7 separate regions of the Mus musculus genome follow, and all the other regions are linked to region 3. Evidence: chromatin loops called from intact Hi-C (ENCODE). Cell type or tissue: left cerebral cortex. All regions are shown on one strand.

Region 1 (4,000 bases), 430 kb after region 3:
TTGTTCTGTAGCTTTCAGGTCTAGAAATGCGGGCAGTTTTGAAAGATGACCTCGAGCTCTTCCCTAAATTGACTTGAGCAGAATTCGTACTCCTTTCTTTCTCAATTTCAGCACATTTCTAGTAATAGGAAGAAATAAAACCTAATCCATACCCTACATGATTAAACACTTCATGTTCAAAGAAAAAAAGCTCAATAATGCCTATAGTAATGCTTATAATGTGAATAGTAAAAATGCCAATTACAGACTGACTGCACCCAGATGCTATGAGCAACCTCCTTTAAAAGGAAGCAACTAACACAGAAAAGCCATTCCCCACTTTTGGTAACTCCCTTAGAAAAATCAGGAGGAACTTCTAGTAGAAACAGAGTGGAAAGGCAGTTTTCTGTCTGAACGCTTAGGGAGGGAGAGACAGTTAAAAATATTCACCAAAGACACAAGTAACCTAGCAACTAACTTCGGACAAATACAGTCTATCTACACTCCTCTGTATTAATTTAAAAGAAAATGTAGGCCAATAAGGAAACATCGCTTCGAATGCCTCAAATTCAAAGCAATAGTCCAGTACTCTAAACAGCTGTATAAATTCTTGAGTCCGATACTGTCTCATTCTTAAACCCTACAGTACATGGCACTTGGCTGTGTCTCAACTAATTCTGGTCAAACTGGACACTGGTAAATCTTCCCCAGTTGTTGTTGGCGGCGTATTGAGTCAAGGGCTGGTTAAGTTTAAAAAAAAAAAAAAAAAAAAATCTGTCTAGCTCATCTGCTAAGGGAGGGCAGTACTGAATCAACTTTTGTAATCCCCAACGTGCTTGGGCCGTGATTTGTAAGTGATCAAGTCCCTGGCTAGCCTGCACTGCTTCCGCTTGTGCAGTCATCTTCTTCCCCTCGCACTAAAACAATACCTTGGCCACCAGCCAAACTTTGAGCAGCAAGCGACTCTGCTGTTTATGGCCTGGAATGGGTGCTGAAATACCCAACCAAGGACGCTCTAGGCCCTCTGGGAGGCCTAAAGGAAGAGAGGTGGCCCTGGCTTTAAAACACTCCTATCCTCCGCCCCCTCCCTTTTGTCTCAGACACCAAAACAAACGAGCTGATACACGTGTCCCTATGACTCTTGTTTACTATCAAGACTGCGTTGTGCGCGTACCTCTGGGATATGTAGTTCAGTCAGCTCCTCCCCCCCGGTAATTTCCTCAGCTAAGGAGCAAGGCTGAGACTACTAACCCACAATCCACTTCGATAGCAAAGTTTGGCTCCCGTCCCCCGTGTCTCGGCAGCAATCCAATCCAAAGCGCTTTCTGTAGTGATTGACAAGCCACCTTCTCCAGTAAACACAAGAGAAAAGTCAATACATGCCCGCCCACCGAGACGGACTACGGCACTTTCCAATGGAAAGGCGGAACCTTAGAGTGGCAGTTCTTCAGACCAATTAAAGACGAGAAAGGTGGACGAAGGCTCAGCCCCCCGGGGGCTTCAGGGGAGGGGGAAGACGAAGCTTGAAAGACTTGGTAATGGCGACGGGTTTGGTAAGTAGGAAAGTTTCGGCTGAGGAGTAAACGCGGCGGTGGGAGTCGCGGCGCGCCACAGAGAGGTGGGCAGCCGTCGGGAAACGCGCAGGCAAGCAGCTGGCGACGCTGTCGCGACAGACGGCCTGCGTCCTGACTCTGTGTGGTCGCGGGGTTTCTGAGGGGTGGGGGGTGGGCAAGGGAGGGGCTGGAGCTTCGGGGCCGGGCAGCGGCCGCGAGAGCGGAGACCCTTGGGACTCTGGGCACTGGATCCCCTGCGCGGAACCCGCCGTCCGGGCCTCCCGGGAGCTCTCCGAGCCTGGACGGCCGCGGCTCCCAGGACTCGGGGTGGTGGGGGTGGCGGAGCTCGGGGCTCGGTGGCGCTCGCGGTGGGGGCCGGCGGGGAAGGGGCCGGGGCAGGGGAGGGGCCTGGCGCTCCGGAGGGCTCCGGAAAGTTTGCCTCGCCACTCCCCGCTGCGGGGGCCGAGGGCGGACGCCGGCCGCGAGCTCCAGCGGGCCGGGGGCTCCGGGGAGGCGAAGCTGCCTCCGGGGCCCGGGCCGGGCGGGGGAGCTCGCGGAGCCGTCGGGCCCGGGGCTCATTGTTACGCAGTTCGAATGAATGGGCTCCGAGGCGCCTGCGCGGTGCGCGGTGGGGCTGCGCTAAGGGGGAAAAACAAGCCTGGCGTCCAGGCTGCGGTCACATGATGGGGGGGAGGGGAGGAAGCGATGAATGGCGAAAGAGGTGGGGGTGGACTTGGCCGGCTCCGGGAGGCGCTGCTCGGCCTGACCCGGCGACTAGGCCCGCGGGCGAGGCCCGGCTCCTCCCTCTGCAGGCCGATTTAAACAAAACAAAAAGGAGTTGGGGCGCAGCCGGCTTCCCGAGCCTCGCTTTCGCGTGCTCCCGGCGCTGAGCGCTCCGGAGTTCACTCCCTGGGACTTCTCAGCCGGCGAAGGCACTGACAGCTGGGCGGGACACGGTTCCTGGCACTTTGTACCTGCTGGGGGGGACTCAGTTGGGCTTAAGGGAGCTTTATTCTCTAGGGAGAGGGGCGGGGGTTTAGGATGGGTTACAGTCGAAGAATGATTTTAGCAATTATAAATACTTAAGTAGTTACAGCGGTGATTTGGAGCCGTAATTTTGTGTTTTGGTTCCGGTGTTTCACCTCTCCCTTTAACCCCAGCTTTGTCGAACCAAGAGTATTGGGGGAAGTGGAGTTACATTGAAAAAAGAAAACTTAAGACAAGTTTTCGAGATACCTTAGGCTTTTGAACATTACTTCAACTCGACTAGTAAATTTCAGAACCTTTTTAAATTTTTTTCTATTATAGCTCCCAGTTTAGTTTTATAAACCTATTTATCTTTTCTTCCTGGGAAAGCCCTTCCTTTGTTAACTTCCCTGACTTAAATACAAGGATGCCCTCTCAGTGTTTTTTTTTTTTTTTGTCATACATTTCTCAAGTGAACTTGAAAGGCAGTTTGTTCCGCTCTTAATATACCGTCAGATTATCACTATTGTATTTTATCTTTAGACTCTGGGCCTGAAGGTTCTTTGTGTGCACCACAATCTGGTCTGTGTATCGGCTGGAAATAAAGATGTCAGTACTCTCTTACAAGTTCTCCTGTTATTCCCCAACTGCTAATAAAACAACGGCAGATGGTTTCTGTGTTTTAAATTTCACATGTGTACAAGAAGGGGAAAACAAATCTCATAATTCAGAAAATTTGAATCATTTCAATTGTTACTACCCAAAGTCAGTAATAATTCCGTGTACTTTCATATTTTGTTCTGCATTTACTTTACTCCTGGTCATACTTTATATTACATTTTCATTATGGAAGTTAGAATTTTTTAAACCCATACCTGGTCTGTAACCCCAGCACTTGGGAGGTATAAGCAGAAAAATGGGTCATGACCTTGGACACATACTGAGTTCCAGACCAGCCAGGGCTACTTGAAAAAAAGAGTGAAATTTAAAATTTAACCTTATTAGAGCATTTTTTTTTTTTTACTTTTTTTGGTTACTTCAGTGTGTGTGTGTGTGTGTGTGTGTGTGTGTGTGTGTGAGAGAGAGAGAGAGAGAGAGAGAGAGAGAAGACAGATGGCATAGTCTTCATTGAACTACCTGTCCTGAAGAGTCTGATGTCTAATCCAGGCTGGCCTTGAATTCCTGTCAGTCTTCCATCCTTAGCAATCCTTGAAAATAAAAAGCTATTAACGCTGCTATAGAAATGCTGCCTTGCTTGTTTGGTGATCTGTAACTCACTGTATAGACAGGCTGGACTAGAACTCACAGTGATCTTCCTGCCTCTGCCTCCTGAGTGCTAAGCCCACCAGGTCTGAACAAAAAAAAGAAGAGGCTGTTTTACAGGTTGTCGTAATATGAAAATGTCCAGGATTGTAATTAAGTTTAGGAGAGTATTTTCTGTCATATAAACATTTCATTTAAACATTGATTTATTTTTTTATTTTATGCGTGTGAAGGTTTTG
Region 2 (4,000 bases), 440 kb before region 3:
AATAGTTTACCAAAAAAAAAAAAAAAAAAAAAAAAAGGACAAACTAGTATGTAAGCAAATGGGACTCTGAAACATTCAGATTACAGGGCTACAAAAAGTAAAAAGCAAAGAACCAAAACAAAACCACGAGAGTACTACGCCTAAATCGCTACTCAAAACCATCACGATGTTCAAGTAAATACTAAACTTGAAAGCTAAAATTTAATCTGTTCTCGCGAGGGTCCTACTAGTCTGACATTTTATCTTTTAAGCGTCTTGGCTAACAAACTTAACTGAAGATCAGTGCAGTTCATTTCACAGTGTGTATGGGGGGGGGGGGCGGGCGGGCATTTCTTCATCATTCCTCTCTTGGCTAAGGTGCATATCAAATGGAATTAGTGCAAGAGTCAACTCAATAGGCACCTTAAAGCAATGTGCCATTTTACTCTCCCCACAAATTCTCCAGGGTTATAACTCCAGTTCCTTTAACTCTTGGTGTTTCACTTTCCATTTCACAGAAATCACGTAGTTGATCCTGGAGAGCCAGAGCACACTGGCCTCTGCAACCAGGGGGCAGGCACGTGAATGATCCCTAGGTGCAAGGGAGTTGGAAATGCAACCCCACCGAGTGGGACAGCTGAATCAGACGCGGCTCCCGGGGCCGGGTTATCCTCCGCGCTGGGACCACTGGCTGGGTGAGGGGCACACCGCCAGGACCTCTCCCCGAGCTCCCCGGGGCAGGACCGTACCTGCCGAGCCAGGGGCTGTTACCTAACCGGCCCGATCGTCCCACGGTCTCATCCAGTCCTCCCTGTCCCAGAGCCAAGGCCGCCGGCGGCTACGGTAGCTGCAGCGTGCGCCCATCCCGCCGAGCCTCCGGCCGCGCCCCCGCCGCGGCGTAGGCCCCGCCTCCGGCCCGCGCCTCCATCCTTCAGCCACCGCGTTGCGGCTCCTCCACCTGCCCCATCCCGCCGCGCCGGCTCCCGCCGCCCCGGGCCCGGAGACCCCCCCCCCCCCCCATCGCAACTCCACCTTGTACGAGTCGGTGGCCAGCAGGATGTTGAACTCGGCTTCTGCCGCAGCATTCATCTCGGGCCGGAGCGGAGACGCCGCGCCACGAGCTGCCCGGCGCGGCTGCGAGCAAGGAGAAAAATGGGCTTCGCTGCGCTCCGTTGCTTAAGTCACCGCTCGCTCGCAGGGGGGCGGGAGAGCAGGGAACGGAGCGCGGGGAGGGGCCGGGAGGGCGGGCAGGTCCGTGACGCGGCGGTGGAGGCTAGCGCGCTCCCCTGCCCAGCGCGCTCCGGCGGCTTTCCCGGCGGCTCCGCGCCCCGCCCATCCCGGGGACAAGGGGCGGGGCACGGCTGCGCGTGCGCAGCGCAGGGGCGGGGGGGACTGAGGAGGACGTGAGGCACGCGCTCTGCCTCAGCTGCGCCCGCCCCGGGCCTAAAGCCGACCGTCACCCCAGCGCGTGACCTGGGCGCCTGCCTCTGAGGGGCGTGGTCTGATGCAGGGGCGTGGCTTGGCGTTCCCAGCCTCGCCCCTCCTGCCGGGAGTCTCTTTGCCCGCCCCAACCCGGACCTTCCTCTTGTCCTACCCAGTCCCTGCTCGTCCTGAGAGTCTTGTTGGAGTCACGCCACCAGCTAAGGCCAAGGAGCCACCCACTGTCGTCTCCCTGTTCCCGCACGCGCTGAATTACCTTTGTCTCCCGCTTGGACGATGGATGGAATCTTTGGTCCCCATCCGTCTTGTGGATTCCGATCCTCTAGATTTTCCTTTAAAATCAGAGGAGCTGCTTGCGGTCTGAGTTGCCCTGGCGCGTGGACTTGCTTTTCTCCGCGCTCAGTCTGTAGCTGAGCTCTTTGATCCTTTGAAGGCTGACTTTTCCTGGAGAAAAGCCTTTGCGTCTTAGGGAAAGGTTAAATTCAACCCTCTCAGACAATGTAGGGACAAGACCAAATTGAATCTAATATTGTTGGGAAGTAAAAGGCATACAGCCAAGTCTTATACAGTGGATCTGTTTTTTGGTTTTTTGTTTTCCTTTAAATCATTAAATCGTGGGGGAAAGAGCTAGTAACCTCCCAAATAAGCGAAGTGACGTCTGATGACGTCACCCAACTTCCATGAGCCTGTCCTCTTGTTCAGTTTTCACATACAGAGTTGCAAATTTGTTTTGCATAGAACTAAAATTCCCTTTGCATGTTTAATAGCATTTAAGAATTCTAAGATTTAGGCTTTGTTGTTGTTTTGTTTTTATGGAATACAAGTAGCAGGGGGAAATCGGTATAACTAAACTGGCACAGACTGCATCAAGTTAGTAGCTTCCTTTTGCCTTTGACTTCTCAACAATGTTAGATTCAGTTTGGTCTTGTCCCTTCATCGTCTGAGAGGGTTCAATTTAACCTTCCCCTTAAGACACAAAGGACTGTTGAGACTTTTCTCCAGGAAAAGTCAAACAGCTTTCAAAGGATCCAAGAGCTCAGCTACAGCATCCATTCATCTACAATTGACCGCCATTTTAGGCTGTTTTATGCGGGGGGTGGGGGGTGGGTGGGGGGTGGAGGTGGGGGTGGGGATAAGATTCTAATTACAAAGTAGTCTTTGTTCACGGTAGTGTTTTCTAAAAACAAAATTTGATCTTGCAATCTTTCAGTTTTTTTCCCTGTATAAAAATGAAAAAGCCCAAAATGTAAAAATGCTAACATTGTAAGCATACTGACATTGCTAGATAAGTTCAAGAGTAGGGTCTGCAGGAATATTACTGGCTTAATCCCACAGCAATCTTTAGAGGAAAAGGTGACTATTGAAGTTCTTAGAGTTCTTAAAAGCCCCTCTCCCGCAAAGGGCTATATGCTAGTGTGGACTGACTAGAAGGAAGCAGATCAACTTTTAAGAGTTGGGGTCTCAGATATAGCTGTCTCTTGTGAGACTATGCCGGGGCCTAGCAAACACAGAAGTGGATGCTCACAGTCAGCTATTGGATGGGTCACACGGCCCCCAATGGAGGAGCTAGAGAAATTACCCAAGGAGCTAAAGGGAACTGCAACCCTATAGGTGGAACAACAATATGAACTAAGCAGTACCCCGGAGCTCTTGTGTCTAGCTGCATATGTATCAAAAGATGGCCTAGTCGGCCATCACTGCAAAGAGAGGCCCATTGGACTTGCAAACTTTATATGCTGTGTGTCTCACTCATTCCCCTCTCTGTATACTAGCTCTGGTTCTCAAGGCCTTTGCCACAGACCCCAATTTGCCCCATCTGACTTGCTATTTATTCTTACCACATGTGTTAGATATTTGGCAATGGGGAAATACCTTAGAGAAATAGTTATAAAAGAGGAAACATCTATTTGGCTCATAGTTTCAGAGTTTGATCCATATCACTCAGTGTTGTCTTTTTTGGACTTGGAGTAGAGGAGGGAATCATGGCAGAATGAGTGATAGAGGAAAGATTCATAGAAGTCAAAAATGGAGGTGGTGAGGAGAGGGCAGGAATGGAGACAAGGTATAGTCCCAGGAACATGCCCTGATTACCTTCTTCTAGCAAACATCCAAATCATGACATTTCTATCATCTCACCAAATAGTACCATCAGCTGACAAGCTCTCAACATATAAGCCAGAAGAGGGCAGTTCCTATTCAAACCGTAAAATTCTACTTTTGGTCAAAGACTCATCACCATCTGATGTATAAAATGCATTTAGTCCATCTTCAAGAATCCTTAATATCTCAAAACTTTAAGTCCAAGCTCTCTGCAGAGTTCAAAACAAAATGTTAGCTTTCAAGATACAGTGGTACAGAGTAAGCATTCCCGCTCTGCAAAAGAGAAACGGGAACACAGGGATGAGGGATAGAAACGAAGCAAATCAGAAACACAGCAGGACACAAGTCAAATCCTAACTAGCATAACTTCATGTCTGACAATTGGGGCTGCATGCAGACAGGATGGAAACTCTGAGGCTTGGATAGCCATTTGTTTGAATATGGAATAAATTCTATTAAATAGTACAAGATTAAAAACCTT
Region 3 (4,000 bases):
AATATATTTTCTGGGAAGAAAATCCCATGTCTCTGAAATACATTTGGCAATGGAAGCTAATAACCAAACTGTCTTAGCTTCCCATGACACAGCTCTAACACTCTCCCTCTCATGGTGACCCACCTTTCATGTACTCAAGTAACAGTATTTGTAACAATGTATTATCAATGAGTGGTGAATAAAAGACCGAGGCTTGTGGGAAACTGGCATAAAGTCATATATGTATATATATATATATATGTGTGTGTGTGTGTGTGTGGTTTTTTACAAAACAAAAACACTAAAATTAAACTCACAGCTCTTTTCATGAACTATTAAAAACTTAAAATACTTAATTCAGAAAGCTATGCCGTTGAATTCTAGAAACACAAGAGTCAAAACTGCAACTGTCATTATTCTCAGAAACTGCCAAGCAGAGATAAACCTTAGTGCTGAGTGCTTAATAAGTTCCAGCCCTGTAGGAATGTCCCATGGCAGAACACTTAAATCTGAAATAACAGTGGTAGAAAAAACACTATTTGACCCTTTAGGTATTGCAGAAAAAGCTGGCTGTGGCACCACTGGCTAAAAACCCACCAAGTCTTGCCGCCACCAATGACCAAAGGCACTTGGATAATCAAGAACTCCACTCTGGGCCATATGGTATACACGCTATTATAAAAGTGGACAAGTACAAGAAGGGTCAGTACTGTGTGGCTCCATGTTTTGATTCCTGTGGCCTTCAGCTATCAAAGATTGCAAACACAATGATGAATGGGAAGAAGAGAAAAAGAAAACTCATAGGACAAACTGTCAACCAATTGTCATGGTTTTCAGAAATACAATGAGTATTAGCTTAGGCATTTCTTGTTATTCAACAACAAAGAATTAAGATCTACTTTTCTGCCAAATAACGTTGACCAGTTATATGGTACCAAGAAATGCCCCTGCCCCTCCCTATAGATCATTCACAATTCTGGGAATTCTAAAGGGTATTCTGTTTATCTGTTTATTCACAATGTCCACACGTATTGATCTCTCCTAAGCAACTTCCATCTTAATTCTCTTCCCATTAACAATCCTGAATATTATGTTACACCAGGAAGCGAGGTCAAACACCTCCAACTGGATTCCAGTCATTCTTGTAGCCAACATCTTCTTCAAAATTTATTCAATTTTTATCACAAGCCATGTGGTTCAAAACACTTCAATTTTATTCAATTTAAATGAATAGAGTAAGTCAACTTTTTCTTAAACAAAACTTTTAAAGAATATTCTACCATTTTACTTAGGAGCTCAGTAAATATAAACTTTCAATATAAAACTTTATATATAAACACCTTAACCTTTTATTTTAAAGTTGTACTTTGCATCTCTTGTTAATCACTGAGCTCATGAAATTCAAAGCCATACAAATCCTTACATTAACAGTCATAAGCTTGAAACTCTTAAAAGACGACCTTGATCAAAGCTTTGGAATCCAGTAAAAATTAGAAAACGAGTGGCCTTCAGAATACCCTGAGCGTACACCAGCACTTCACCAGGAAACATAGTCGATCTTCTGTCCAGAAAGTGGGGCTGACAGTCAAAAAGAAAACAGAAGGGGAATCAGGAGCAAGTAAAATTCTGGCTGTATTACACAAGCACGAAAACAAAATTCCTTTGGAGAAAAAAATTTGTAAGTCTTCGGAGGTCTTCCAGACCGGTGAGGTAGAGTCCGAGAGGGAGAAAACGCACGTGTCCCTCCAGGTTCTGGAGACGTCTCCATCCGGGTTGGGAAGCAAAGGGACTTCTGTCGCGGGTCCGGCCGTCCCGTCTGGCCGCGGGCGTGGGGGCCGCACCTGTCCCGATCCTGGACCGCGGCGCCGCACCGCATCCAGGGGCCTAGTTCGCGCATAAAGTGCACCAAAGGGGGCCGGTTCTGTAAACATTCGACTGACATTGACATAAGTCCGTTCCAGCGCGCGGAAGCTTCCCCGGGCGGCGGCCGGCAGGAGGCGCCGCAGCGCGCATCACAGCCGGTGCACCGGGAAGCGGCGCAGCCTCACCACCGGGTCCAGGTCCACTCGCAGCACTTGGCTCGCCCTGCGCCGCGCCACCGCCAGGCTGCGCTCGCCCCACACGTCGTCGCCGACGCGGATGGTCGGGAAGCTGGTCAGCGTCGGGGTGGCCGCCCTCCAGATCTCCTCCAGGGTGCGGCCCCCGAAGCTGGATGCGGGAGGCCCGGGCTCCGCGGCCGCAGCGGCGGGGCGCGGCCTACGGGTGTCCGCGGCAGCCCGAGCTCCACGGCGCCTCCTCCTGGGCGTTGCGCGCGGGCGCGGCCGGCGCGCGGGGCGGCTGTCGGGCGCCGGGGGGTCGGGCACCAGTGCCCGGCACGAGGAGTAGCCGTAGACGTCCTTGCTGCGCAGGATGTGCGGGGAGAACTGGTGCTTGAGGCTGCAGAGGAAGCTCCAGAGCTCCGCTTCCGAGCTCATGAACTCCGTGCTGCTGGGCATGAAGAGCTTGAAGGCGTCGCCCAGCGCCTCCGTGCTTCCGGCCAGCGACAGTTGCGACCGCGAGTACACCACCTTCTCCTCCAGCGCCTCCAGCCCGGCCCCTCCTTCCGCTCCGTAGCCGCCGCCCCAGGCAGCCCGGGGCCGGCGCCGCCGCCTCTTCACGCCGCGTCGCATCAGAGGCCGCTCGGGACCGCCCGCCGTCCCTGTCCGCGCCCGGCTCGGCGGCGCTCGCCTGTGCTGGCGCCTTCCGCCCGGCGCTGCTAGCCTGTGCTGGCGCCTTCCGCCCGGCGCCGCTCGCTACTTTTCTCGCCTCGCCGCCCCTCCCCCTCGGGGCGGAGGACGCGCTGGTTGTCCTGTGGCCGGGCTAAAGATGGCGGCAGCGGCGGGCGCCCACCCCGGGGCTTTGTCATTGGACGGCGCCCGCCCCCTCCCCTGGCTTCTCTTTCTTCTCTTCTCTTGCCTCCTTTCGCCCTCAGCCTTTCTTTAAATGGGCCCGCCTTAGTCCCCGCCTCCCACGGCCTCAGCTCCTCCCATTGGGTGCTCTCCGAGTGAGGGGCGGGGACTGATGGGGGAGAGGCCAGTTCGTGGAACATGGTGGCTGTGGTGGGTGATGGTGAGGCCCTGGAAGGCCAGTCAACCATTGGGTGGATCCATGAGGGTTGCCCTGTCAAGAGAAGGAAGTGGGTGGGTGTGAGTGCCATGTTTGGGGGTGTCGTGGGTGATTGTGTTCAGCTGTGGGTTGAGCTGGGGAAGTCTACCAGTCTGAATAATGAGAGAGAACCCCAAGACTTGATAGTATAACAGCTGAGAGAGTTGGGTATAAACTAGAAGGGATGGGCATTTCATGAATCCCTTCTAAAGTCTCAAATCCTGCTTTGGCATCTTCATATGCTTTGCCTCTCTTGACCCCATCTTTTAAGAAAACTAAAAGTTCAGGCATTGATGACAGCTTCCTTCTGGGCAATGGAACCATCTTGGCACATTTAGGAGGTACAGGTCACTGGGAAAGAAAAGAGTTAATACTGTATGAACTAAAAAGTCTGCTCAAGTTGGACAAACAGCAATGGCAGCAAAGCTGTTCTGCTGAAAGAAAACATTTTTTTTAAATCAGAGTGCTATTCCACATTTCAGTTGGTATTAAATTGCCATTCGCAGCACCATCTCTATCCTTGATGTAGTATTCCACGTAATCAATAAGATTCTTTGAGAAGAATACATCCTTAAGAATGAATCACCTTTTGTATTTGGGAAGACAGTAGTAGACATCCTTTTTGTCAATTCCTCTATTCACTCTCAACTCGCTGCCTATTCACATAATAGGCGTTGAATGCATACCAAATGGATGTATGAAATAGCACTGCCTGTTTGAAATGGAGTGCAGCACTGAAATTGCTTAGAACAAGGTAATTATATATTTTGCATTTATATTGCAATTTTCTTTGAAGTCCTTTAAACTTCATTATTCCCCTTGCTGGGGATAGAACCCAGAGCTTCACACATATGAAGACTGCACCCTACTAGTGATC
Region 4 (4,000 bases), 400 kb after region 3:
GAATATTATTCAGTGGAAGGAAATGATTGTGGAGCCATGGAAAGGCACAAAGGAAACATGTATTAGTAAGTCAAAGAAGCCAGATTGAAAAGGCTAGCCCTACCTGAACCTGTCAGACATCCCCTAATAGTAGGTGGAGTCTGTAAAATGGGCTCAGTGGTAACCAGGACTCAAGGGACAGAAAAGATGAACAGCTGGCTTCAGACTCTTGCTGGGGCAGAGAAACTGTAGCCATGTCCTTTCACTTGTGACTTGATTGAGTGAAAATGGTGTGTCTGTAGGTTCAAGGCAACAAATGGAGCCCTTTGGTGGGGACTAAAGATGCTGAGGGAGGCTTGTTCAAGCAGCTTATGGGAAATCTGTGCATCCCTCTCTACTTGCTATGAAACTACAACTCCTCTGAAAAATAGTAAGGTCTCGATGCACTAGTTCAAACATGCTGGTTTCCACTAATGTTATCACTTAGTAGCTGTTGTAAAGGACTAGGTCTGATGTTTTTGGGAAAAGGGATAAAACCAGAGATCATTATGTTTAGTGATATACACCAGCCTATGTACTTCTAATTTCCATGCGTGGGAAGTGGGTTAGGAAGGAGACTCAGAGGAGACATGTCCTTAACTTAAAGGAAAGGGGAAATGGGTGAGGAGTAAAAGGGTGACTGATGTGAAAGCAGAGGGGATGACTGGGAGATGGGGAGGAAGCAACCTGTCAAGGGACGAGGGACAGGGGGACATTATCAGGGAAGGAGAACAGATACACAGATAATGACACTGTAGCAGAGTCCTGCGATAAAACCCGTTAGTTTGTACTCTGACTTCAGAAAGCTAATGTCAAAATGTAGTGGCTTAAACGTACTTTGAGGATGGAGTTGGAATCCTGTTTTGCAGACTGAAGTCCCTCTGCACTAAGCCCTGAACTCAGCACAGTTTGAAAAGTACTTCTGTGCACGAGGAGTCTGCGTTTCAGCATTGCTGCAGCTGCAGAACACATTAGCAGGACAGCTCCGCGATCGCTCTTACACTTGGGCGGGCCTTTACGCTGTGTTAAAACCCCATGTTTCGTGGTCCTGTGGTCCTCATGCCGGCCTTGGGGCAGGACTAGCGAGACGGAAGATGGCCAGTGCATCCATATGTGCATCATGCTCCCCCTGCCCACTCCTCTCAGCAGGTTTTCATTTTCAGTTGCACCTTTCTGAGAGTCCTGCCACAGCCATCAACTCCCTTGGAAGGTGGAGGCAGGGGAATCCCCACGTGCTGAATGTATAGGAACATGTGCAGTGTATTTATTTACCCAGCACCGTAGGGAGGCGTCAGTTTTGTTCTGTGATGCTGTGATGTGTGAATAGTGGCACAGCATATGTCACCTCATGGTGGCTTCCTGGAGAAGGAGTGGTCAGAGTGGAGGCTGCACATTTGAGAGCTTACTAAATGTTGCCATGATTTGTTCATTCCATTTGTACTTTTCCATAGCAGCCAGTGAGAATGTCTCTTCCTCATGCCGTCCTCCACAAGTGAACGTTGCTAAGTGAGAGGAGTGGAATCCTATTTCAATCTTAGTTTGCGTATCTCTTTATTTTTATTTTGAGAGACTTTGGGCATCTTCTTTCCAAAATTATTCTAAGGCACACCCTCCTCAGAAGTATTTCGGATCTCTATACATGGGGTCTTTGCTGGCCACAGGAGAGCCTAAAATCTTGTGTCTTCTAGTTCTGGAAAATTCATTCCATATTTCTTCATTTTTAGTTTCCTCTTCCCTTTCTTTGTTGACTTCATCGTTTGGGTTTTACTCTTTCTAATTTTATATACTTAAAATAATCCAATCGGGGGCCATGTGTCATTTGATGTTTGTCATACCTATAATGTGTAACACCAAGAACAAACCGTAAAGGTAAATGCAGACCAGGGTCCGAGAGTCACTGAGCGCTGATCAGTCGTAACAAACCTCCCCCAGTGCTAGGGCTGTTGGTAATGGAGTAGGCGGGGGAAGTGTGGAGCCCTACAGTTGTCTCAGCGCACCTGTGGACCTAAGAGAACAATAGCAGTCATGTTTTAAGGTTTTTGTCTTTTATTGTAAGGATCCTTTTATATGCCTTTGTGTATAATGTCATCCTGAGCCGTCTCTGGGTGATAAGCAGCACTGTCTAAAACCCTGCTCTGTTCCTGGGACACCTATGGCATGGGGTTGCGTTGAGGCTGCCAACCAAAAGCAGATTGAGAGCCCTGAGGAAGCAGGGCAGCCTGTGAGCTAGCTGTTAGACCTGGGAGCGTCTTCCCGGCAGTGAAGAGCTTGCTTTCCCGGCACTGGGGTTTGGTGCGCCTATTCCAGCTTGTTTGATTTCTCTCTGATCCTTGTCTGGGAAATTAAGTCAAGTCTGGGCTGCTGGGTGTTGTCTGGGTTAGAGGGACTTGATGGGAAGGTTGGTATCTGATCCACCTGCACCTTGAAGCCATTCTCAGGCTTTCGTCTTTGTCTCTTGGCTGCACCCTGGTGGAGCACAGGATTTTAGTGTGGCTGCTTCCCATGCTGTTCTCATTGGCCCCTCCAGCACTGTTAGATGCGGCTTTAATAATCCGTCAAGAGCTTTCCTAGAGACGTAGATGTTGGTTTTTTAAGGGAAATGCATTGACAGAAAAGACAGTGGCAGATTTTGCTTTTTGTTTTGTTGTTTTGGTTTTGTTTAGCTTCCCTCCACTGCACCTCGGTCTGTATTTTGTTCTGTTTTGTTTTGGGCACTGACACAAACTGTAAAATTGAAGTTAGGATGTAATTTCACCAGGTGTTTAGGGAACTGCCTCCCTAGTTCTAGCGATAAATAGAAGAGGTTTTAAGAACAGATAGTTTACAAAAATTTGAAACAGTTCTTTATCATCCTAGTTAGTTTAGCTTTTAAAATTTTTTTCCTCAAGATGTGTGGTGGTTTGGTAGTTCTTTTCCATGTAAAGTGGTGATACTTTGAAGTGTTCTAAAGTAGGCCAATTATCATTACTTTCATTCAGATGTTGAATATGAGAATAAATAACCTCACTTGTATGTGGTGAGGGAGACAAATGGTATTTTTTTTGATAAAACTCAATGGTAATGATGTTCTCATTTCTTTGAAATCTCTCACAAAAATATAAAAATTATACGGTTACTTGAGGAACTGTGTTCTAGATACACATAAAGTTATTTTGTCTATTTAAAATAGGAGCAGATGTCCCAAGTTTTAGATGCCATGTTTGAAAAATTGGTCAAAGAAGGGGAACACGTAATTGACCAAGGTGATGACGGTGACAACTTTTACGTCATTGACAGGTAAGTCATCTGGCTTTATTACTGAAGTTTAAAAACCTACTGTGTGGGCTGGAGAGATGGGTCAGGGGCTAAGAGCACTGACTGCTCTTCCAGAGGTCCTGAGTTCAATTCCCAGCAACCACATAGTGGCTCACAGCCATCTGTAATGGGGATCTGATGCCCTCTTCTGGTGTGTCTGAAGACAGCTACAGTGTACTCACGTATATGAAATAAATAAAGAAATAAATCTTAAAAAAAAAAAAAAAACCTGTGTAAAACCCTAGCAGTTGCTATGACAACCAACAGGTTAATCTGATAATTGTTTCTCTTCAACCTTACTACTGTATGATGTAAACATCTCATGAATATATACAACAGAGCTGCAGCAGGTCATGCAAGGAGTCAGTTTATAGAAGAAGTAAATCTGTAAGTCACAGAAATGAATGTGCCTTGATTTGCTCGTTCATATTGGGCAGGTAGAAAGTAATATTGCCATATAGTAGATGCTAATTACAGTGAGAATTGGAGCAAGACATGGTACCAAAGAATCTAAGTGATGGTATAGCCCACTCAGTATCGCCACAATACAATGTCCTTATTATTAACTAAAAGAATCAGGTATTCCAGAAGGCATAGGGTAAGGAAGGGAGCCTTTTCCCCTACTGTTTTAGTATCCTTTAACCAGTAGAGTGAGCACTTCCTGTGTCCTCACAGAAATTGGGTAGTA
Region 5 (4,000 bases), 410 kb after region 3:
GGTGTTAGGTTTCCCCCTCAGCTCTTTGTAGAAGAGGTTGTAACTGTCCGGTTCCAGAGGGTTGCTGAGTTACAGAGTGTACCATTCATCTCAGCCTTTGACTCATAAAACATCTCCCTCGAAAGAAAAAAACAAGATACTTCAAGCTTCTTTTTTATTGGAGCCAAGTAGTCATTGTATGCCTATTAAATGAGTCATTTTTATAAGTTATGGGATTGAAAAAAATGGAGATTCTTTCACGTAGAAAGAACCACACCCCCGAGTATGTTAAGGATGCCTTAAAACTGACAGAGGAGCCGCATCGGAGCAGACATCTCTGTGCAGGAAGGACTCAGAGTGTGGGGTGGGAGGGGTGTGGGGCCAATCTTGTTTCCATCATGACTTGCTTGATACAGAAGGGGTACCCTAAAAGTCCCACTGGAGTTGCCAGTCAGGGTGTCAAAGAATAATTAGGTGTCTTCACACATCCTTAGTTCAAGATCACATATTTTCAGATTGCCCCCCAAGCCTGGATGGTTTCAGCCCTGATGCTAATGGTAACCAAGGTACAAGGGCTCGGAGTTTTTGTGTGCACAGTTCTTAAACTTCTAAGAAAAATTTCAGAGATTTCTTTTGGTGCTTTATCCATGTTATTGACATTTATAAACAGTGATAGTTTTTGAGGCATGCATAAGTGCAATATCTTGAAAATTATAATGAGCATACTTTCATCATATTTGAAACTTGCTTTTTAAGAATAATTTGTATACCCAGTCACTTCTAGGGGAAGTTGAGGCAGAGTGGAAATGTTAGAATCCCACAGCCTGCAGCCTGCCCAGTGGTTGTAAGTGCTGGTGTAAAGAGAAGCAGTTGGCAGAGAGGAATCTTCATCTTAGAGCCTCACTCTGGAAATAGCACCCTGCAGCTCTTAGCCCTGAGAGATTAGCTGAAGTCGTGGCCACACCAGTGACTCAGAAAGGCCATTGTGGAGGTGACTGGGAATAAAGCTTTTGAAATTGGGCTTCCTGGATTTGTTCAGTCACAGTGGTTTGTGAAATGGCAGGCAGTTAATAGACAATTCTTCCTGAGATACACAATTCATGATTTATTTCTAAATGGCTAAACTATTTCAGGCCTTCTCTGTTTTAACAACAACAAAGGTCTGTCTTTAAAATGTACCTGCTTCCCAAATCTGACTGTATATGACAATCACATGGGACACTTTTATAGATATAAATTATTTCATCAGACATGTAGCGATTTTGATTAACCAACGTCTTTAGTTTTAAAAATTATCTCAGCAAGTTCTGAGACAGGCTTCAAAAGAACTCAGTATTTTTGTGAATTAACTCATAAAATTTAGAAATATGCTTTATTATATTTACTTTTTATTTTGTGTACTGGGGGACCCAGATGTAGAGGTCACTTGTGCCCTGCTGACTGAAGGCAGGCCATTAGGCTTGACAGCTGGCGCCAAAGCACAGCTGGCATCTAAACCAACTCTGGAAACAAGATGTTTAACTTCCTAGTGTCTCATTCTGCCTGGCTGTTAGCACAAGCCACCAAAGATGGCGCAGGCATCGACATCTCACTGATCTGGGGGTTGAGAACTCTTAAGATTCAGGCACAAGAACTTTGGTGCCTGGAAGAGGGCCAGCTCTTAGATGTCCTCATTAGTGGGAGGGGCAAGGCAGTTCTCAAGGGTCTTTTATGAGAATTATCTAATTCTATGACAACTCCACACTCGTGGCCTAATCACCTATTAAGGCCTACTCCAAGGACCATGCTGAGGGTTAGGATTGCAACACACGGACTTGAGGATGGACACATTCAGTTCACCATGGCTAGAGTTATATCTGTCGTATATTGGCATAACAAAGTATTGATTAAGTAATATCCAGTTTTAATTTTACTAAAATGGTATCATTATTCACTGGTGTATGCCAAACTATGTGATTATGGGATATTTACATAAGAATGAAAACATCTTATGAGAATTTCTGGAACATAGCTTTATGAGATGCTTTGTGTAAACATTTTTGTCATTCCTAAATTAAGTTCTGCATTTTCTGAGATCATAAAAATATGAAACAATTAGACTGTAAACGTGGTAAATTCTGGGAAAAGACCTCAGCCAAGAATACTGTTTGCTTGTACTTTCACATTTTCAAAAGGAAAATTATGATATTATATGGGTATAAAAAAGAGCCTAATAAAGAATGAATTCTTTCTGGATTAATTCTTTTCACAGTAGTGTTTCTTGTAGATTTCGTTTCCATGCATGTATACTTCAAGAACATGGGAGCCAGTACCTTTATTTCTGTGTCTTTATGTCTTACTGAAGTAGATATTTAAGAAAATAATACTACAAAGAATACACTCCCAGACTGAGTCTGTCCTATTTCGTTTTTTATATAAAAATTCAGATCTTGTCCTGTCTACTTAATTGAATTTGTTACCCTGCCATCTACAGGGAGGCAACGGTACTGGGATTTTTTTTTTTTTATAGGGTGACAGTGCCTCCTTGTGGACTCTGTCTGAATCAGTGGTTTCACCCTTTAATATCATGCTTTAGGTTGTAGTGATCCCTAATCCTAACATGATTTTGTTGGTACTTCATAACTATAATTTGCTACTGTTATGAATCATAATGTAAATATCTCATATGCATCCCCTGTGAAAGGGTTGTTCAAACCCCCAAAGGGGTTGTGGCCCACAGGTTGAGAATCACTGGTCTAAATGCTACTTTTTCTAAGAAAAAAGAAAGAAAATTTTATATGGTTTTATAGCAAATTTTGTGTCTAAAGAAATAAAAATATGTAATTTTTTATTAGTTGATTATAATTATGCTATAATCTTTTACTTCTGAAGTCTTTAGTTACTGTGTATGCCTTGTAGGGATTCCTTGTTCCAACGGTAACTCCGTTTGTATTTGCTGTGCTCTCTTTAGGACAGGGTGACCTTCAGGAGAATAATTGTAAAAAACAATGCCAAAAAGAGGAAGATGTACGAGAGCTTTATCGAGTCCCTGCCGTTCCTCAAGTCTCTAGAGGTGAGCTGAGCTGTCACTCTGCTGTGCTGGCTGCTTTGCTAGGAAGCACTCGTGTCCTGAAAAGTTCTTGTGACCGTCTTGTGAGGCTAGCCATGCTGGGAACCTGAGTTTAATCCCCATATGAAGGTGGGAAATGTCTCCTGATCTCCACACAGAGTGTGTGTTATAGTACCCTAAGAAATAACGATAATGAAGGTGGTAATAACGATAACAAGAGTTTTAAAGTATATTATATTTTACTATGAAAAGAACAGATGGCGATATAAGATTTTTACTGCTATTTCTTTTACTACATGTAACAACATTTTATCCTGCTTTTTGGAAATAAGGCTCTTTTTTGGACTTTATAGCAAGTCTACAGGAGCTGTTTATCAGATAACAAGTGTAAGCAGGTCAGCATCCACTCGGTTTTCTCCCCACTAGCACTCATGTGTCGAAAATCATCTCTACCCTGTCTTCAGAATATCTTCAGCATCCAATCATTTTGTTAACTTCACCAGCCCCACCTTCTGTCCGTATCTTCATTGCCTCCTGTATGACTTTTATCAGCCACCTACAGAAGAATCCTTTTAAGTTCCAGATCAGGGCAGTCTTGCTAACAACCTTCCCAGGACAGGATAACTTTGAAGAAGGCCACCGAGGTCCCTTGTCTGTACCTCTCAGACAACTTTGCTAACTGCTGCACTTCCACCCTGCCATAGACATTAGCTTCCTGCTGTTGCATACGCATGCCAGCCCTCCCTTCAGATCTATGCATGTGCTGTCTGCCTAGGACAGCCTCCCCCACAACTCCATGGCTTCTCCATGAATCTCCTTCATTTCTTAGCTCAAATGCCTCCTCAGTGAGACCACCTGTTTCTTATCTTTGAAGGTTCATGAAAGAACCGTTACCTTACAAATTCGGCTCTGCCAAAATTCATTGTGAAAGTGCTTTTCTAGACATTTTATAATAGATAAAGCCTCATATTT
Region 6 (4,000 bases), 88 kb after region 3:
CTGGAACAGCAGACAACAGGAACAGAGAGAGCCACTGGGCCTGGCTTGAGTATTTGAAATACCAATCACCCACTACTCACCCACTACCCACCTATCCCCACCCCTGAACCTCCCCAACCCCACTCCAACTTCCATAACACACTTCCTCCAACAAGGCCACGCCTCCTAGTGCCATTCCCTAAGCATCCAAATATGAGCCTATGGGCCCCTTCTTATTCAAAGCTCCACAATTTCATTATTGCTCTTCTCTATTTTCTCTGGATTCTGGTGAAGTTTGAGGGCAGAGGGTTCCAGACTTCCCTTGCTTACAGTATTTTCTTGAGCCTTTGAGTCCAGAAAGCTGAAAACTACGTTTTCCATATTCCACAGTAGATATATTATTTAGATGTTTTTTTTTTTCACATAGGGTCTCTGGTAGCCCAGGCTGGTCTCAAACTTCCCACATAGCCAAGTGTGATCTTGGATCCTCATCCATCCCCCTGCCTCCATCTCCCAGGTACTGGACCTAGATTTGGTTTTAAGTTAGACTTAGATGTAGCCAACCCGATGCATCAGTACAAGCCTTAGCTGGCAGGCACCTCTGGAACTGGCCCTCTCTGCCACTAGATGGGCAGAGGTCTCAGTGCCAGTCACTGCTATTTTGACTGTTATGAGTCCACAGGGCCTGGTTTTCCTGGTACACACTGCAGCAGGGGCAGACCTGTGGAGCACACAGCAATCCTGACAACTTCCTGCTCAGAGTGACGTCCTCACCAGGACATGGCCAACACAGCAGCTGCCCAGTGACACCATTTTGTACTGTGGTTTCAAGAGTCATTTCTGAAAGCTCCACCTAGTGTCTGGTCCTCGGCACACTGTCAACATTTCCACAAGCCGCTCAGCTTCCTAAGTCACGTGAATTCTGTCCCTCTAACTGGACTTAATAAATTAGCAGCCTGGCTTTGGCAGAGGAGACTCGCTTCCATTTGCTGGGCTCTGGATAGCAGGAGTTTTAAAAGGTTGCAGCTTTAGGTTTCTCTATTAACAAACAAACCCCTCAGAAGGGTGAGGCGTGAGAATCTTGGGTTTGGGGTCAGACTGGGCAGCCTAGTGAGACTCTGTTAAGAAGGAAGAGAGGAACAGAGAGAGAGTGAGGAGGAAAAGATGGAAGGGAGGCAGGGAGGGAGAGAGAGAGAAGGAGAGGAAGTTGCTTTCGTGGTTTTGCTTAGTCATTCCAAGGTTAATGTCCTCTTTTAGGCGAACCAAAAGAACTAATCCCTGTGTCGATATTCTATCCAGAAATACGTAGAAGATACTCGTGTATTTTGAAGTCACAACCCAAACATTATACCTTAGTAATGGAATCATCCCATTGGTCAGAACAGAGGCTGTTCTGTAAACAATTTTCTAAACATGATAGATTCGAGTCTTCATTTCTCCAGTTGTTTAAGCCTTTGCTACTCCAAGTGTGGCCTGTAGGGGTCAGCAGCACCGACTCAGACTGCCTCACCAAGATCTGTTTTTAATGGATCTCGCGCTGAGAGTAAGATTAGGCTTGGAAGTCAAAGAGCTACCCCAGGCCTTGAAGAGGGCACAGCAGCCTTGCCTGGCTCATCTCCTTCAGCCCACCCTTCTACAAAGCGGGACTTCAGGGAAGCAGGATTGTCTGGAGCGTCAAATTCCCGAGAGCGCCACCTTGTGGTAATTTTGAGGTATTTTAAAACGAGGCGCCTTAGATCACACTCCCTGCTCTTCAAGTTTATCAGCTTGAAAGTCTGGGGTTTTTTCCTGTAGCCGATTTCCCTCGCCCTTTCTTTCTCGGTCTCTTTTCTCTTTTCTTTATTACAGGAGCTTACCCATCGTCGCCCAGGGCTTGGTTTAAATGTCAGTACATTTTCCGTGGTTGTCATTTTGTGTTTTTACGAAGTCTGGATTTAAGTGACATATTCTGGAGACTACCACATTCGCCAAGGTTCTTTGAAGCAGGGCACCCAGAGAGGCCTGATTTGTTAACTCATTCATCATTTCTCTGGCTTCTGTGGGCACTTAGTGATTTAACCTTGTCTCCTTTTTCTTTCTTTCTTTGTTTTGTTTTTGTTTGTTCGTTTCTTCTAGCTATATAGAAGTTTTTGAGTTAGTAAAGAACTCATAGTCCACTGCAATGGACATCAAACTACTACCACTAAACAGCTGCTTTTTACTTCCTTCATTTTGCTTTCCACTTATCTGTTATTCACTGGGTGTTGTGCTGTCCTTGTGATCAAACGACAATTGCAGGAGCAGATTGGCTCCCTCCACCTTGTGGGTACTGGGGATCGAACTCAGGTCATCATGTCCTGAAGCAAATGCTTTGTCAAGGGAGCCACCTCACCAGCCCTGCTTCATTTTCATGTGGGGAATTTCCATCCGTTTTTTGTTTTTGGTTTTTTTTTGGGGGGGGGGGTTGCTGAAATTCAAATATTGCATCATCTCTAGCAGGTCTAGGTTACACCACACCCTAGCAATGTGAACCTGATAAACTGGTATTTCTGTGAGGGAATATTTCACCAGTCTATGGATTAATCACTCCTGACTCCTTACTCAGCGGTGTGCACTGTAGAATTTAGGAGACCCATGGTTACAGCGTTTTGTCCACTGTATTCAATCACCCTGTTCATTATTCTCCAGGTAACCAGTTTCCCTGTCATATTCAAAATCCATGTAAGATAGACAGAGCCATTCTGTGACCCAGCAATTTTAGTCCTGGGTGTATGCTTCAAGGGTAGTAAGGACTTCTATTCACACAGAGTCTTGTAGACGAATAGTTATAGCAAACATAATTCTCTTGTCTTATTCCTCTGGTTAAACCATTGTGTACTGTATGCAATAAGGATGGAAGGAGTGTGTATCCTTCACTCCACCCAGACTATAAGAAAAGTGCTCTGAGCTTTTCCTCATTTATTATAAGATTAACTATGGGTTGGTCATATACAACCTCTGTTGTGTTTAACTATGTTCTTTCTATTCCTAGCTTGTTCTGGGATTTTATCACAAAGTGATGTTGAGTGTTGCCAAGGGTCTGACTAGCATTGATAGAAATGACCATGTGATTCTGTTTTTACCTCAAGTCTATTTATATCTTGCATTATAAGTTTTGGGCTATGTATGTTGAACCATTCTGCATCTCAGGGTAAAAACAACTAAGTCACAGTGCATAATCTCCTTGGTGTGTTCTTGAATTCAGTTTTCAATAGCTCTGTGTGTGTGTGTGTGTGTGTGTGTGTGTACATGTGCACGAGAGAGCATGCACGCTCACACACACACACACACACACACACACACACACACACACACACACACACACGGTCTCTCTGTGTAGTCCAGAACTCACTCTGTAAAGTAGGCTGGCCTCAAGCTCACAGATATGCCTGTCTCTCTCTCCCAGCTGCTGTGATTAAAGGTTTGTGCCTCCAAGCCAGGTCAAGTTAGGAATAATTTAATTGAAAACTTTTGCATCAGTATTCATCAGGAAAAAAAAATTGAACACCCCCCCCCACCTGGGGCTGATGTGCAGGCAGAAGAGCCAACAGTCTGATAAGCCAGCCAGGCCTGCAACCACCCATGCTGGGTCCTTGCTGCCATTGAGGGCCACATCTGGGACAAAGGTCCTATTGCCACCAAGGTGTGTGTTGATGTTCATGGTCTAATTTACCATCAAAGGCCAGGCAGAGGTCTGTGGTTTGTGGTCTACTACCCGGAGCCATGTTGATCTCCTTGGGTCATGCTGTCCCCAGCGTGGGGGGGGGGGGGGGAAGCAGGGAAGGAGTACATACTGGTCTGAGTAGCCTGCACAGCCACCTAAGGTGATATGTCCACAGGCAGTTGGGGCAGCCTGCAAGGGTCTTGTTTGGGTCTGGGGTCCTACTGCAACAAGGACCTTGTTCATGGTCTATGACGTCACTGGAAACTGTGTAGAAGCCCATGATCTTTGTTCCCATTGACTGTGAAGAGCAAGGAAGCTACTTTTGCTGTTAGATGGATG
Region 7 (4,000 bases), 520 kb before region 3:
TTGTTCCTTCTGCCCTTGAATGTGTTCTGTATCTAAGACAGACCTTGAACCTGTGATCCTCCTTCTGTAGCCTTATGAGTAGCTGGAATTTCAGGACTGTGCCACCAGATTCAACATCGCTGCTGTATTTTAAAACACTGTATATGTGTAAACACACATGTACAATTTTATAGATATACCTAGAATTTATAATTGTTATAAAGGTTTCCATGTTTTTTTCCTTTTTCCTTGTTAAGGCAGTTACTCTGTCTTTATTCTCCTATCCACAGAAACCCCCTTCCCTTTTCAAGTAACGCATGCTGTCAACCTACTGTGTGCCTGCCCATTCTTACTCTGCTGGCTAGCTTTTTGTTTATTTGACACAGATTAGACTCATCTAAAAGGAAGTCTCCACTGAGAAAGATCCGGCTGTGGGTGGGCCTGTACAGCGTTTTCTTAGTTAATGACTAATGGGGAGGGTCCAGCCCACTGTGGGCTGTTTCACCCCTGGGCTGTGGCTGTGGGTGCTATAAGAGGGAGCCATGAGAAGCCAACCAGTAAACACCACTCCTCCAGAGCCTCTGCAGAGCTCCTGGCTCCAGGTTCCCACCCACCCTACATTCCTGCCCTGACTTCCTTCTATGCTAAACAGTGATGTGGAATTGTAAGAAAAATAAACTCTGCTGGTCATGGTGTTTCACATTAGTAATAGAAATCCTAAGACACCTTTACTTATATTCCTATATATTCATTTAAAATAACAAACACAGCAGGTGATAGCCAACTAGCTGAAACATTCAATATTACTATATCACTGTATGCTACACACACACACACATCTGACATTTTGTGCTTTCCATAGTGGCACAAAATTATGAACATTGTTGCTTTCTTATTATTCTTACAAAGAAACATCTCAGGCCTTAAATTCCAGTGTGACATGCATGGCTTTCTCACTTATCATGGCTGCTGTATGGAGCCATAATCAAACCAGCCTGATATGTCAACATTTGGTCCACAATGCTGTGTCCCTAAGGCATCCATCTGGTCCCAGGGATGGTGGGCTGATGATGGGTGGTGCATTTTGCTATATGGTGCCAGCTTCTTGTGTTCAAATGTGACAATTCACATTCATAACTGCCAACAGCATTTAGGAAACTATTTCCTTCTTCCACACTCCAAGAAATAAGTAAGTGGCTTTCTGGGTTTTGTCAACTATATAGGCAAAAGCAATCCTCTGAAACTGTGTACCGGGAATTTCGGTATCTTTGCTTATTCTAGTGTGCTATCTCAACCTTGTTAATATCTGCAAGGGTTTTTTTTTTTTTTTTTTTTGGATATTGATCTTAACCATACATTGAATTTTTTTTTTACTCTAGTATTTGTCCACTGATTTTGTTTAGGTTCTTGTTTGCCTCTGGCCCAGCTCCCATTTTCCATGTCTCTCCCCTAATCTCATCTCCTCTCTTTTTCTTTCCTTTCCACCTGCTTCAGTGTGGCCACTTTTCTTCCCCTTTGTTTTGTTCAGTCAGCTCTCGCTTCTCTCTGTCCTTACCTCCTCTTGTCTCTAGCTCCCTGTGTTGATTTTAAGTGCAGAGAGCCTGGCTTGTGTCATCTATACAGCTGTGAAAGACTAAAGGTGACTGGAGCAGACACAAAGAGGCACCAAATTCTCAATTCTCAGAACTGGGTTGAGACTTTGAGAAGGTTTCCTTTTTCATGGAGAACCACCCCTAGGCCTCCTGGAGAGCCTAATCCCATAGGTCTGGTGTAGGATGCAGATGGTGTGTGTGTGTGTGTGTGTGTGTGTGTGTGTGTGTGTGTGTGTGTGTGTGCAGGACATTCCAGTACAGTACACAGTTAAGACCAACAACCTGTAAATGAGGATTGGAATGGGGGAACTGGGCTGTTGATCCCCAGTGTCCGTACCTTGCTTAGAAGACTGAAATCCAGGTTGTTGAAGTCCCAGGTGACTTGCTCCAACAGCTGTACAGCTCAGCTCAGTGCAGGACAGTCTGAGTCTGCAGGTCCATCTGGGCAGGACCTGTTCAAAAGGCAGCACAGCTGAAGTACTCCAGGTGGCCAGAAGGTGGCAGTGTAGTCGTGTGATACTCAGGCGACCTGCTGGCCCGGAGGATGCTAAAGCCAGACTGGCAAACCGTGAGGTGGGAGGGATTCTCTGGCCCTCTGACGACCAAGTTCACCCAGCATCTATTGAAGTGAGCTATCTCATGTCAAATACTCTCATTTAATCTTCATGGAAGCCCCAAATAAGGCACATTATTTCTCATCTACCAAACGGGGAAGGTAATTTCTTTGTATTCAGCTACAGTTACTGTATGTACTGCTTCCTCCAGTGTCAGCATATTAACACAAGAGACACTCCATTCATTAGTTCATTCATGCTGATCATTCCTTCCCTGCCCTTCTGTCCTCTACCCCTTCCAGGGACAGCAACGATAACTGCGTTAACCAAGGAAACGCAACGTCCATAGTTGTTCGCACTTTAACAGGTCACTGAGGAAGCAAATAACGGTTGGATCATGATGACATAAAAGCCCTGAGGTGGCCTCTGACACACAGCTAGGACAAAGGTCACACTGAATATCTGTGGACCCAGTGCGGGACCTTACTTGGCTAATGTGACATTACTGGATGATCCCTCACAGCAGTTTTCCAGGGGACATGGCTCTACAGATTCTCACCGTCTCTATGGCTCCTTTTCCTTGCATCTATCTTCATGCTTCCCTTGGCCATCAAAGGGCTGTGCCAGGCTGGTGGCCACTGAGAGAGGAGGGCTTCCCAACTCATCTCCTTCCTCTAGCTCTGCCTCTCTCCTGGTGTCAGCATCATCATCACACAGGCCACAGTAGCCCAGGCTCTCACACCTACCTGTGCTAAGTCCATCCATCTGTCTATCCATCCACCTGTCTGTCCATTTGTCCATCCACCTGTTCATGTGTCCATTCTTTATCCACGCATCCATCGGCCCTCCATCCATCCACTCAGATGCTTCCAGCATCCAGCCAAGGCCTGAGTTTGCCAAGGCTAAATTTAACCCGCAGCTGCCTCATCAGATGCTGGATATTTTCAGTGAGGAGTCTCGGGCCGCTGAGCTGGAAGCCTCTGAGGGCTGCTGGCCAGAGCTTACACCCGTGCTTTGGGTTGAGCTCAGCATCCAGGCTGTTTCGAGAACTTGTCTCTTCCACTCTCTTCCTTTTAATTTTTAAAGAGATATTGTAATGCTATCATTTCCTCCTTTCCTTTCCTCCCTCTAAACCTTCTCATGAACCTCTCCCAAAGATGGAACGAGCAACAGCCGAGAGCCAAAGAGTCAAGTGACTTAGAGAAGCGGATTCTACCCCACCCCCACAGCACTGATGGTACCGGCACCCCTCACAGCCCGCAGAGCTAGACTTCAGGCGAGTCTCTGGTGGTTGTGATGCCTGAGGGACTAAGCTTTGTAAACCTGTCTTCTGCTATCCCATTGCTGGGACTAAACACCAAGTACTAACTAGGTTTAGGTATTTTATAGAGAGCCTTTTATTTAAGACATCAAAGATTGGACTCATCCCTCAGTCCCCTCACATCCACCCTGATGGAAACTGAGGCAAGATGAGAGCAAGTGACAGAAGGACAGCTCTACACTGTCACCTGCACACTGTCACCTGCACCCTGTCACCTCCACCCTGTCACCTCCACCCTGTCACCTGCATAGTCACCTGCACACTGTCACCTCCATACTGTCACCTGCACCCTGTCACTTGCACCCTGTCACCTACACCTTGTCACCTGCACACTGTCACCTGCACCCTGTCACCTGCACCCTGTCACTTGTACCCTGTCACCTGCACTCTGACACCTGTACTCTGTTACCTGCACACCGTCACTTGCACACTGTCACCTGCACACTGTCACCTGTACCCTGCCATCTCCACACTGTCACCTGCACCCTGTAACCTCCACACTGTCACCTGCAGCAGCCTGAGTTCTCTTTATAGACCACCACGGGGGGGGGGGG

What was found. Hi-C counts contacts between places; a loop is a spot of excess contacts. Peaks named below come from ENCODE experiments on the same cell type or tissue, not always from the same donor. Only the 100,000 strongest peaks of a DNase experiment are listed, where the experiment ranks them.
Region 1: a loop joins it to region 3, with 5 times the contacts of the local background. A loop is called at or near these places in 17 of 42 quality-filtered maps.
Region 2: a loop joins it to region 3, with 11 times the contacts of the local background. A loop is called at or near these places in 6 of 42 quality-filtered maps.
Region 4: it touches region 3 in a loop (3-fold over the local background); 15 of 42 quality-filtered maps call a loop at or near these places.
Region 5: it touches region 3 in a loop (3-fold over the local background); 20 of 42 quality-filtered maps call a loop at or near these places.
Region 6: a loop joins it to region 3, with 3 times the contacts of the local background. A loop is called at or near these places in 25 of 42 quality-filtered maps.
Region 7: it touches region 3 in a loop (3-fold over the local background); 11 of 42 quality-filtered maps call a loop at or near these places.

The regions. Positions count from the first base shown.
Region 1 is chr12:31,947,728-31,951,727 of GRCm38, reverse strand. It overlaps Hbp1 (high mobility group box transcription factor 1), which reads left to right and starts at 1,483. Exons shown (of 11, transcript NM_153198.3): 1 at 1,483-1,532. The coding sequence starts at 1,518. In left cerebral cortex, CTCF peaks have their summits at 816 and 2,328 (motif pointing left); DNase peaks (open chromatin) are centred at 1,292 and 2,232; H3K4me3 peaks cover 2,499 bases; H3K27ac peaks cover 2,503 bases.
Region 2 is chr12:32,817,638-32,821,637 of GRCm38, reverse strand. It overlaps Nampt (nicotinamide phosphoribosyltransferase), which reads right to left and starts at 1,303. Exons shown (of 11, transcript NM_021524.2): 1 at 1,012-1,303. The coding sequence starts at 1,068. In left cerebral cortex, a CTCF peak has its summit at 1,687; DNase peaks (open chromatin) are centred at 871, 1,458 and 2,050; H3K4me3 peaks cover 2,346 bases; H3K27ac peaks cover 1,808 bases.
Region 3 is chr12:32,377,632-32,381,631 of GRCm38, reverse strand. Ccdc71l (coiled-coil domain containing 71 like) reads right to left here and starts at 2,843. Exons shown (of 1, transcript NM_001162903.1): 1 at 1-2,843. The coding sequence starts at 2,648. The coding sequence ends at 1,992. In left cerebral cortex, CTCF peaks have their summits at 1,814 and 2,015 (motif pointing right); DNase peaks (open chromatin) are centred at 2,009, 2,557 and 2,906; H3K4me3 peaks cover 3,269 bases; H3K27ac peaks cover 1,686 bases.
Region 4 is chr12:31,975,213-31,979,212 of GRCm38, reverse strand. It overlaps Prkar2b (protein kinase, cAMP dependent regulatory, type II beta), which reads left to right. Exons shown (of 11, transcript NM_011158.4): 5 at 3,188-3,294. Among named protein-coding and RNA genes, the nearest start is that of Hbp1, 27 kb to the right of the region's middle. In left cerebral cortex, CTCF peaks have their summits at 2,491 and 3,441 (motif pointing left); DNase peaks (open chromatin) are centred at 1,413 and 2,413.
Region 5 is chr12:31,966,244-31,970,243 of GRCm38, reverse strand. It overlaps Prkar2b (protein kinase, cAMP dependent regulatory, type II beta), which reads left to right. Exons shown (of 11, transcript NM_011158.4): 7 at 2,930-3,031. Among named protein-coding and RNA genes, the nearest start is that of Hbp1, 18 kb to the right of the region's middle. In left cerebral cortex, CTCF peaks have their summits at 2,282 and 2,484 (motif pointing left); DNase peaks (open chromatin) are centred at 2,481 and 3,836.
Region 6 is chr12:32,289,761-32,293,760 of GRCm38, reverse strand. No RefSeq gene overlaps it. Among named protein-coding and RNA genes, the nearest start is that of Gm33308, 45 kb to the right of the region's middle. In left cerebral cortex, a CTCF peak has its summit at 1,517; DNase peaks (open chromatin) are centred at 743 and 1,573; H3K4me3 peaks cover 363 bases.
Region 7 is chr12:32,895,743-32,899,742 of GRCm38, reverse strand. The region is part of intron 2 of Gm33484 (a long non-coding RNA gene); the gene reads left to right. Among named protein-coding and RNA genes, the nearest start is that of Gm33484, 11 kb to the left of the region's middle. In left cerebral cortex, a CTCF peak has its summit at 2,054 (motif pointing right); DNase peaks (open chromatin) are centred at 2,075 and 3,051; H3K27ac peaks cover 938 bases.